2 separate regions of the Mus musculus genome follow, and region 1 is linked to region 2. Evidence: chromatin loops called from intact Hi-C (ENCODE). Cell type or tissue: left cerebral cortex. All regions are shown on one strand. Each heading gives the region's core, and the rest is flanking DNA. Links, peaks and the distances in the headings are about the cores only.

The links. Peaks named below come from ENCODE experiments on the same cell type or tissue, not always from the same donor. Only the 100,000 strongest peaks of a DNase experiment are listed, where the experiment ranks them.
Region 1: a loop joins it to region 2, with 2.6 times the contacts of the local background. A loop is called at or near these places in 2 of 42 quality-filtered maps.

The regions. Positions count from the first base shown.
Region 1 is chr14:28,904,844-28,910,228 of GRCm38, reverse strand. It overlaps Cacna2d3 (calcium channel, voltage-dependent, alpha2/delta subunit 3), which reads left to right. Exons shown (of 38, transcript NM_009785.1): 36 at 1,831-1,943; 37 at 2,159-2,241; 38 at 4,872-5,286. The coding sequence ends at 4,964. Among named protein-coding and RNA genes, the nearest start is that of Gm35217, 110 kb to the right of the region's middle. In left cerebral cortex, for the core only: no CTCF peak of the experiment used is centred there; DNase peaks (open chromatin) are centred at 1,715 and 2,356.
Region 2 is chr14:28,978,615-28,983,999 of GRCm38, reverse strand. It overlaps Cacna2d3 (calcium channel, voltage-dependent, alpha2/delta subunit 3), which reads left to right. Exons shown (of 38, transcript NM_009785.1): 28 at 1,627-1,688; 29 at 2,799-2,843. Among named protein-coding and RNA genes, the nearest start is that of Lrtm1, 37 kb to the left of the region's middle. In left cerebral cortex, for the core only: a CTCF peak has its summit at 3,317 (motif pointing right); a DNase peak (open chromatin) is centred at 4,589; H3K27ac peaks cover 320 bases.

The DNA of each region.
Region 1 (5,385 bases), core at 54-5,053, 74 kb after region 2:
GGAACAAGTACTGCTCATCCTGGCATCTTTAGAAGTTGGTACACATTATAATTCTAAACCAAAAGGAAGAAATCTTAACGATTGAGAAAAGACAGATGAAACTACAAATATAAATAATAGAGGAGCCATGTGGAAAAACAAAAGCCAACCAATAATAAACAGAAGTTCCAACAAATGTTTTATCAGTAGACACCCTAACATAATAAACTAAGAATACGACTTATCAGTCAAAACAAAGATGCTGGCCTCAGAAAAGACTCTCCAATATCCGTTTAAGGAGTCATCTCGGGCTGAGATATGGATCACAGTCAGTCCATGCTAGTGCATGACTACAATGCAAGTGACTGGCAAAAGTAGATACTCTCTGGGGGTCCATTTCAAGGCACCAAAATTGTTGACATAATATAATATGCCTGCTTTAATAGAAATGAGGAGGTAATTTATTCTAAGCCAAATATTAATGACCATGGCCTGAAAACAGATTCAAGTCACCCTGAATGACATATTCCACCATGGAGGAAGTTACATCAACTTTTGAGGTCACCTATCTAAACAAAATAATAAGGGAATACATTTTCCAAATACCTTAGTGGAGACATTTAACAAAGCAAGGTTTCTGATGTGATCTTAGCATTCTTAGCTTTGGTGTCAGTAGGAGTTGGGCCTCTTCTGAGCTTATTCCCAGAGAATATCTCTAATAATTAAAAGAATGTTAAGGAGAACGTCTATTAAAGGACTAAGATAGACTATGATAATTTTAGCTCCCCCCCCCACCTCATCCCAAATCTTGGCACACTCCAAATGCTCTAGACAACCAAGACTTTAACATCTATAAAGCTTCTTCAGATCATGGCAGGGCAAAGATGGTGATGCCAGCAAGCTAGCCACAGTTGGCCTCGTTGTACTGACAGGTACCAGTGTTTGGAGGTGTTATACAATCTTAGTTCTGAAGTTAACATGCATTCTAGAACCTCTTCAATGTCTAGCATCAGTTTCACTGGAAACATTCTCCTCTTTTCTGGGTAGCTAAAGAACAAAGTGGTGAGGAATGGATTTAGGGGATGCGCTGTCTCAATTCTCATTGGCACACAGCAAGGAAGGGAATAACTCCTCCCAGAAGAAAACCAAGAGCCCAGTGAGATGCTTCTGGCTCTGGACATTCTACTACCAAACTAAAAGGCTTTTGTAGAGAAGCAGGAAATGGCCTGCTTGAGTTTCATTGTGAGAGTCCTTCAATCTAGGGAATGAAGTTAGATATGAAAAAGGTAAATTTTGAAAACTGAGGCAAAATCCCAGTCTCATCAAAATGAGTCGTACTAACTTCAAGTGAATACAGTTGTTTTCTTATTCCAGCTTAGTACTTTCCATTAAAGCACCTCACTGAAACGGGGAACTTCCTGGGAAGGTTATCTCTGAACCTAGTTCCATAAATCATTAGAGTTCTTCCCACACAGAAGGGAAATGCTCTCATCCATCTTTTCATTTGAGAGATGGTGTACTGGCTTGTGCTAATTGTCAAGTGAACACAATCTGGAATCATCTGGGAAGAGAATCTAATTGGCCTATGGGTATTTCTTCATCTTCAGTTTGTTATTTGAAATGGAAAAATCCACTCCCTAGGCAAAGGATCCTAAGCTATGTGAGGGTGGAGAAAATGAGCTGAGCTAGGATTGCCTGAATTCACTGTTTGGTGTTCCTAATTATGGATGCAATGTGACCAGCTGTCCCGAGCTTCCGAGCTGTGAGTTCCCTACAAGGATGAACTGTAGCCTGGGGTTAAAGACAAGGGTAAGTGGCCTCTCACCATCTCGTTACCTCTTGTTCCCACAGGTCCTTCGTCATCCAGCAAATCCCGAGTAGCAATCTGTTCATGGTGGTGGTGGACAGTAGCTGTCTCTGTGAGTCCGTGGCTCCTATAACCATGGCACCCATTGAAATCAGGTATATCCTTTTGTGTGTGGGTCCAGCCACTATGGCTGCCACTGGTAAAGGGGGAGCAACTGTAAGTCCACTGGAGGGAGACATGTCAGAGGGAAAGGTTCCATTGTTTACCTGCATCCAGAGGGAAGTGGTTGAGATACTTTAGTGCCAAGTTTTGACCCCTGAAATTCAGAATGAGAGAAGTCATTGTCAGAAGCACGCCTTAACTACAGTCAACATAATGAATCCCTTAAGTGTGAACGGTTAAAGGCTCAGAAGATCAGACGACGTCCAGAATCCTGCCACGGCTTCCATCCTGAGGCAAGTCTGAGAACCATTGCCATTTTCTTTTCCCATCAGATTCACAATGAGAACCTCATAGTCACTGAGAACTGCAGCTAAAACCTTGACTCAAGAGAAAAGAATTCCTTTTAGGAAACTAAAAAAAGGGGCTACACGGCAGCTAGTGGTTCTGGATATGCGCAGCCCATCTGTGCCTTATTTCATCTCTGCTTAGTAATTGTTTCCTTTGGTGTTCATATATATTTTTAAATCTTTTTCTGTCTTTCTTATTTTAGATGTGTTGCAATTTTACCATGCACAAGGAAGCTCTATCATAGTTTATTTATCTTAAGTGGAAGATAAAGTGAATTCCCACTGCTTATTTCAGATAGTCTTTTGTTTACAAGAAATTCACATTTAAAAAGTGGCATTTTTAGTATCACATGGTCACCTCCAATGGAACTGAATAAGAAGCAAGACCAGGGCTGTCCAGCCTTTTGACACTTCAATATATTGTTGTCTATAAACCTGTTGGCCTGTACTCCTTTGTGTCTTGGGAGGTGTGTGGGCATCAGGTTAGATACACCTGCATCCAAACCCCTTCCTTGTCACACCTATGATGATAATAAGTGCAGAAGCCCACTCCTAATGAAGGTGAGTGTGCATACGTTCTGCATTGACACCATTTTAAAACAAAGAAAAATAAATTTATAAATGAACTCCACTTCTACCACTACACAAAATAGAAAGCTTGCCTACTTCCATAACTATAGAGAGATTTAATGCCTACTGTTGAAAAATGTCACCTCAGCCTTCTTCATGTCTGTGCATGTTCAAATAACACATAATTATAATGTGTTATAGGCTATCTGGTTTATAAGATGTTAAAAGTCAGTAAACAATCTGTAATAAGTACTGTCAGTATTTTATCTATAATAAATTAGAGTTTGTTAAGAATTTTAAATTTCTATACTCAAAAGGGAAATTGATAGCAACATGTTGTATATATTGTATATATGGTGAAAAAAAATTTTTAATATTTCAGTGAGCCGAGCCAAATGTCACTATGCAAATATAAACAATTTGAATTTAAGTAAGGAGTTGAGCTTGGTGTGGTAGCTACACCTATACTGCAGAACCTGGGAGGCAGAGGCAGGAAAAGAACAAGTTCAAGGCCAAACTTAGGAACAGAGTAAGACCCTGACTCAAAATGAATAGCTGTCAGGAACTGCATACTTAGACCACTAGGTAACTAAAATAAAAGCTACTAGAGTTAACAAGATATGTATTTTTTTTTGGCAATTGAATATAAGATAAACATATAAAATTGTTACTTTCTCTGTCTTTAGAATAATGAGATAGAGGTCAGTGTAACCAGAAAGTCATTTTATAAGGAAACAGTCAAGAAAATCACATATAGATTAGCCTTACGTGCCAAAATAGCAGCCTCGTGAATAGTCTAAAAATTAGATGTCTAAGGCTAGAAATTATGGGAGAAAACATCCCCATTTAACTGTTTTAAATGGTTTGACCTACCTAGGAAAAATATAATAAAGCCAGTAGAAACTTGAAAGAAGTTCAAATGATACTTATTAGTAATAGCCCGAGGATATTAAAGTAGCAATAGGTAGAGACACCTTGCTCTAGTTCATAGACAAAACCAGTCTCAAGCTTTTTTATTGTTCTTCCTTTGGGTCCCTTTCCCACCACCTGAGACATAGGCAAATCTCATGGAATGGTAGAGACATACATCTAGAAGCCCTTGGCAAAATATAAAGAATGGTTGAGAGAACAAATACCCATTAAAAAGAAAACAGCCAAAGAGAATAGGAAAATAGTGGAGCTAGCAACATGTCTAGATGCATTTAAGAGAAAGTAACACATAAACCGATTATTTCCAAAACAGGTCTCTCTCCCCCAGATAAAAAGAAAGATGTCTATGGAAACTACTGTCCTGACTGTGCTGCTCAGATCTTCCCATCACCTAATTCCTCTCCAACTGGGAACTACTGTGCTTTTATAGGGTCACAGCAAACTCCTACACCAACAGCCCTTTGCCTCTTGAATGTTCTACATCAGTACTTCCAGGGCTATGGGTCACGACCCCTTTGGCAAACCTCTATCTCCAAAAATATTTCCATTACAATTCATAACAGTAGCAATATTACAGTTATGAAGTAGCAATGACAATAATTTTATGGTTGAGGGTCACTGCAACAAGACAAACTTGATTAAAGAGTTCCAGCATAGGAGGGTTGAGAACCACGAGCACCTGGGGGGCACGGGGGGGGGGGGGATGTGGCTCCATGATTAAGAGCATATACTGCTCTTGCAAAGACCCTCAGTGTGGTTCCCAGCACCTGTGCACCACCTTCTGGTGGGTTACAATTGCTATGTCTCCAATTGATCAGATGCTCTCTTCTGGACTCACAGTCACAGTCCTGACACACATTTAAAAAATTAAAAATAATTCAAAGGGTGATTTAAATATTTTGCGCATTAACAACTGTAGTTAGATATTTGGCTCTCTAGCATAGTGGGACTTAGACAAATCCGTGTCCTTCCATCGCTGAGTCAGAAGACTCTGATCTCATCAGTATGAAAACTGCAAACCTTCTGATCCTCCCGGAAGCCATTTATGTTCTAACCAGCCCCTGCTCTTCCCACAGGAGAATGCAAGAGAGTGTGGGGGTGCATCGAGTCTTCAGGCCCAGGCGGCCTTGCTGCTGCTGCCCCTGGTTTCGAGTCTCTTCTCAAGGTGACACTAACTAATGGGATGTTCTTTTGGCATGCTATAAATCATGGATAAACTGTGAACCCAACTATGGTGCGACATAGGAGACATAAGCATAGCCCAGCCATCAGCATCTCATGATTTTAAACTGTGCGTGATAGAAACTCTAACAGGTACATTGACAAAAAGTTATCTTTTTACTTTGCCAGTCATGCAAATGTGAATTTGCCACATGATCACCCTTCATCAGAAATGGGGCTGTACTGGGTAGGCAGTGTCCTTCTGCTTGAAAACCATGGAAACCAATTTAAAACTGTGTACTTTTTAAATAAAGTATATTAAAATCATAATCACCTTGTTTGGCATTTATCATTTTGTAGGCTGAGAGCATGGTCTTAAAAAAAAAAAAAAGAAAGAAAGAAAAAACAAACAAACAAACATGGTTGGAG
Region 2 (5,385 bases), core at 282-5,281:
TTCTTGATCCTCCTAGATACCAGTTGCCCGCTGTAATGGCAACTCTGGGGTCTTCTTTTCTGAAACCAGTTGCTGTTAGCTGCTGCCTGACTTTGGTAAAACCATAGTACTCCTCCCAAGCCTTTCTGAAGTGCAAGATACAGCCCTCAGCTCCCTGCACACCCGAGTGAATCCCACCTGCACTGTAGTATGCACCCTGGTTTGATCCGATATTCATTTTGAAAGACAGGTTTTATTTGAAATGCTACAAATGTTCCCCAGACTCCATGAGCAGTTTTCTTCAGGTTTTCAATGACCTTTGCTTCAAGGCAGAAATGAGCAACTCATCTCATAGTCTGACCAAGTATGGAAAGGGTACATTGTAGGTCTGTAGAGCTAACACATTAAAGACTCCAGAGCAGAAACACTTTATAAAAGGAAAAAAATTGCCTTTATGAAAACTCCTTCTCCTCCTGCACCTCTGGAAAGTCTGAGCTACACGAACTTGGCAGAGAGAGGAAGATGTCCTTCATGAGTGCTTCTCTTCTCCATGTCCCCCAGGAGATTCCATTCTGTTGGGGACCAACCATGACCAGCAATTTACTTAGAGTTTTCCTCTTTCCCTGTAATTCTAGCTATACTATCATCCAGGATTTTTTTTTAAGCTTCTTGGTTTTATTATTATTTAGTTTGAAGTTACCATCAGTGTTGAAGGAAAGATAAATAGCATACAGGCAATGTGCAGACAGGCCAGTCCTGGAAAGGCCTTATACACCAGACCAGTGTGTAAAATTCTACTAGGGTACATCTCCTTCTGCCCCCATCTGCCCAGCCCTATCGTTCTCTGAACTCCTGTAAAGTATGAACAGCATCTGATGATTTTTGGGCTCTTGACCATTTTGCTTTGCGATATGTTGATGTAACTTCCCTGGGGGAAAATGTGATGAGCCTGCTTGTGCTTTAATTGGAAGGTCCCACCAAATGCCACTTCCTAGAGTTTCCATCAATATCTGTCAATGCGGCCAGCCTTTACTGTTGGATTAGGAAGATTTCCACAGACACACAGAGCTGTGTGTTCTCTTCTTCTCCCAGGGAGAGAAGAGGCTTGGGATCTGGACACTAGGGGCCAGTGCAGCCAGTCCCATCAGAGTGAAGTGACTCTTGCAAACTCAGAACTGCTGCTGCCTTTCAGATGTTGTATCTCCAAACAAACAGACAAACAAACAAACACCATGCAGGATATATTGAGTTTTAAAAGTAATAGCTCAAAAAAAAAAAAAAAAGAAGAATGGAAGAGATATTTATTTAGCTTCTAGATAGTTTTATGACAAATGTCAGCTTGTGTTGGTGCTACAAATGTATAACATTTAGAGATGCACACTGAAGTAATGCCACTACAAAGAACATCTACACTGACTTTAGTTTGTGATAGAGATCTAAGTGCAAGGACCCTTGAGATTTCCTTATCCAAAAGAAGAAAGTTCAGAGCTGGAACTCTGGAAAATCATGGGTGTATGGGTCAGTGTTAATATATTTTTTTTCTGGTATGCCTGTGTCAGCAATCTTGCCATGATGGATAAGTTCCAATGACAACCTGAAATCTGAAAGGGTTCTCTGATGCTTTCTTTTATTTGTAATCTGTCCCAGCTGTAGGCATTCAGATGAAACTTGAATTCTTCCAAAGGAAGTTCTGGACTGCCAGCAGACAGGTAAGCTCTAGCCGGTATCTCGAGGTATTAGCACCACTGTTATTATACAGGTGTCCCCATATGGGTAGCTGGGGCAAACAGTGCCAGATTTCTGATGAATGTTTGTAAAATGAATTGCCAGCTCCTTGGATTACCTTTCATTTCACTGTAAAACACAGGCTGTCAGCATGTTTGATACCACATGCTGGGCAAAGCAGGGGATTTGCTCCTAGGAACTACTTAAATTATGGGATCAACAGAGTGACTTTACAAAAGGAGTTTTTCCCTTAATATCAGGGCCTTCTGTTATTTCACAGTGACTTACTGATGATCATATTGTGATGTCCAGATAGTTATTTATGCTTCTCCTTATTTAATTGTAGAAGGCCATCCTATGACCTGCTTGGTCAAGACATGTATCTACCTTTCTGGCCAAAGAACATCAAGGGGCTATTGCACTTGGGAAATCCAGGGGAAAGCCTCTCCATTGCTATGGTCTATGAACTAAGACTTGTCAGGGACATCCATCTAGTGTTCAACAGAAGCAGTAGACATGGAGTTATTTCTTCCACCTGCCTAGTTCTAAACATTAGAAGTATACTTCTAGCAAAAGTGAGATCAGCACACAATAGGCAAACCAGCACTTGCATGTTTAGTGTGCACTCATCATAATATGGCACCAACCTAGAGATGCATTCAAGGGTGGATGCATAAGGAGCTTATCATTTCTTAAATTATGATACATAGGAAACTATAATCTAAGAACATAAACAAGGGTTTCCTTTTAAAGTCATTGAGAAATAGTTTTAAATTAAATAATGACATAATTATATCTTTTGTTACCAGAAGATCTGAGATCTTTAAGAGATACCATCAGCGTTGAATGACAACATAAATTAAGAGGGATGGGAAGGAGCCAGAACTCCCTACATTGTGTCTTTTATAGTATGAGATTCTGAGTTCATGTAGACTCTAGAGAACATGGCCAAGCCTCATCTTGAAGCGTCCCCTTTGGATGAAACCTGGTACTTGCATCACAGGCCATGACCTCCTTAGCTAAGCAGCAGCTGCAGCACATGCTGGGATGAATGACCCAGTAACATGACTCCCCTTGCTTCCTTCCCACAACAGTGTGCCTCCCTGGATGGCAAATGCTCCATAAGCTGCGATGACGAGGTAAGGCACCTTCCTGGTCCAGTTTCTGGCCAAAGGAAGTGTTAGACAGCGCAGTTAGACAGAGAAATGCTACTGTGTATAGAGCCAGGCCTGACACATTATTATTCTGGGCCACCCTCCAGAGGGGGGAGGAGAGAGACACAGACAGACAAATAGACAGACAGACAGACAGAGAGGACATTGTTCCCCACCCCTAATCGCATAGTTTGGTTCGGAGAGCCAGAGAAATATGCTTTAGCTGTTTCCTAGACTGAGGCAATAGAACGTTAGTGTCTTATTTATAAGATGTAAGAGACATTACTCATATTTAAAGATCATATTACATTTCTCAAAGCTTTGTGGCCGTGCTTCATCTTCTTCCCACCATCAGAACAACAGGTTAAATAGGTAGGAAGTATTGCCTCTGTTTATAAGAAAACAAAAGGCTAAGTGGACCAGTGTGGTGTAAAGCTGTAATCCCAGAACTCAGCCAAGAGGTGGCGGCAGGAGGGGATCCTAAAATCAAGGCCAGGCTGGGCTACATAGAGAGTTCCCAGCCAGCCAGGATATATAGCAAGACGTGTGTGTGTGTGTGTGTGTGTGTGTGTGTGTGTGTGTGTGTGTGTGTGTGTGTATGTGTGTAAGAAGTAGAAGAAAGAAAAGAAAATCAAAGAGGAGATTGAAATGAAAGAGTGGTTTGATTCATCTCATGGAATTAGTAAACTGCAAATCTGGAGGGAAGAGCTCTGAAAGTCACAGTTTTTCATTCTAGCATAGCTATTTCTACCTAAGATGCCTCTATCATTTCCCCTTCCCCCTCCCTCCTCTATAGTGAGGGATTTGAATCATTCAGGTCAGCAATAGAAGAAACTAATGTGTTACCCTCTTAAGCCCTTCCATTGGATGTACCTTTGGTCATAGCCAGCATGGTACCTCTCTATCCCATGGTTTAACTTTATAATCAGATATTTATAATCCTTCTGGTTACAAGGATTTCAGGAACATTTTCCAAACATAATTTCAACCCAGAAAGCATAGGGCAAGAGTAGAGTTTTTTAAAAGTAGACAAATGGAAAACAAGAATGTTTATATAAAAGGGAGTCCAGGATAGAGTTAGAAAAAAAAATTTTATTTGGTTCTCAGTGGTCTAGCTGCCAGCTTAAAAGAAAAATTGTTATCCTACTGCTATCGTACTATGAGTCACCATATCTGCAGAGCAAAAGCCAATCCATCATCTTTTCAGCAGAAGCCCAACTTTTTCTGATCACCAGATCAAAAACAATTTTCCCTGAAGAATGTTCAGCATCCTTTTTAGGAAGCTTGGGGATAACTTTTATAGGCTAACCAGGGGGGCTCAGATTTCCCTCCTGGCTTTAAGGCATGCCAGCATGTTAGTAAGAGCTGTTGGGTTCAAACTCCATCCTCTTGCCTCTCTGGAGTGCTCAGATGGCACCAAAAGGTGTGTCCTAGACTACAGTGGGTATTGCTGCAAATCCCAGATCCAGAGACTGCCTGGCTGGATAGCTGGCTGGAAGGATGGATGGTCATTAGGAAACTTGGTTAGATGAATGAGTGGTTGACTATACATGTGCATGACTATTTAAACAGTTTTACATAAGCAAGAGGTGGTATTTTTATTTTCCTACAACTCATACCATGTAGGTGTATCCCTGTATAAAGACAGATGAAGGCACATCTCCTTCTAAGCTTGGAAATAGCTAGTGTTTGCACTTTGAATGATGGGGAAGGTAGCATATGGTGGTATTTAAAGACACGAGCCATTAAGTTAGACTGTTGAGATTCTGTGACTCTGAAATTAGGTAGCACTGTAATCTTGGACAATTTTCCAAGCCTTTCTTTTCCTCTGCTTCTCCAACCACACAGCAGTGGGTGTAGAAATTTCTAGAGTCACGGGGAAGAATGTATGGGGGGAAAATGAAAAATTCTACAACGTCTCCTAGAAAAGGCACACATTTACTACTGTTGGCCCTAAACCGAACATGCACCAAACTGTTCCTCCCCAAAAGTGGTTGCTCCCTGGGCCTGAAGCCCTAGGTGGCAATGGCTCATACACTAGGGAACAATAAATGTATGCTGCAAAGTCCTCATTAGTACCATGGTCTTTAGGAACCCTGTGTCCTAAAGGGTCACATACTTTGAAAAGTAAGCCTTAAATTGATCTTCTTTTTAAAAATTGATCTGATGCTCATGCCCAGTCTGTCCTTTAAATTTTCATCTATTCTGCTTTTGACTATTAAGTTTTGTCTCTAGGCAACCAATTGCCATGTTTTCAATGAAAACTCAGCCTGCCTTCCCACTTGGACCCAACGCCATTTTTTTTTCCAACAGACTCCTGCCATGTGTCACTCTTTTCATAACTTTTAATTAGCCTCATAGAGCTGTCTCCTGTCCTTTCTCTTCCCCAGCTGCCCCCAAATCACCAAGCCCCCCATTAAAATCAGCTTTGGGGCTCATTCTCAACCTGTGACCCTGCCTGCACCACCAAAGAGAGAATGGTCTACTTCCTTAGACTGCTCAGACACATGATGGCTGAGAGACCCTG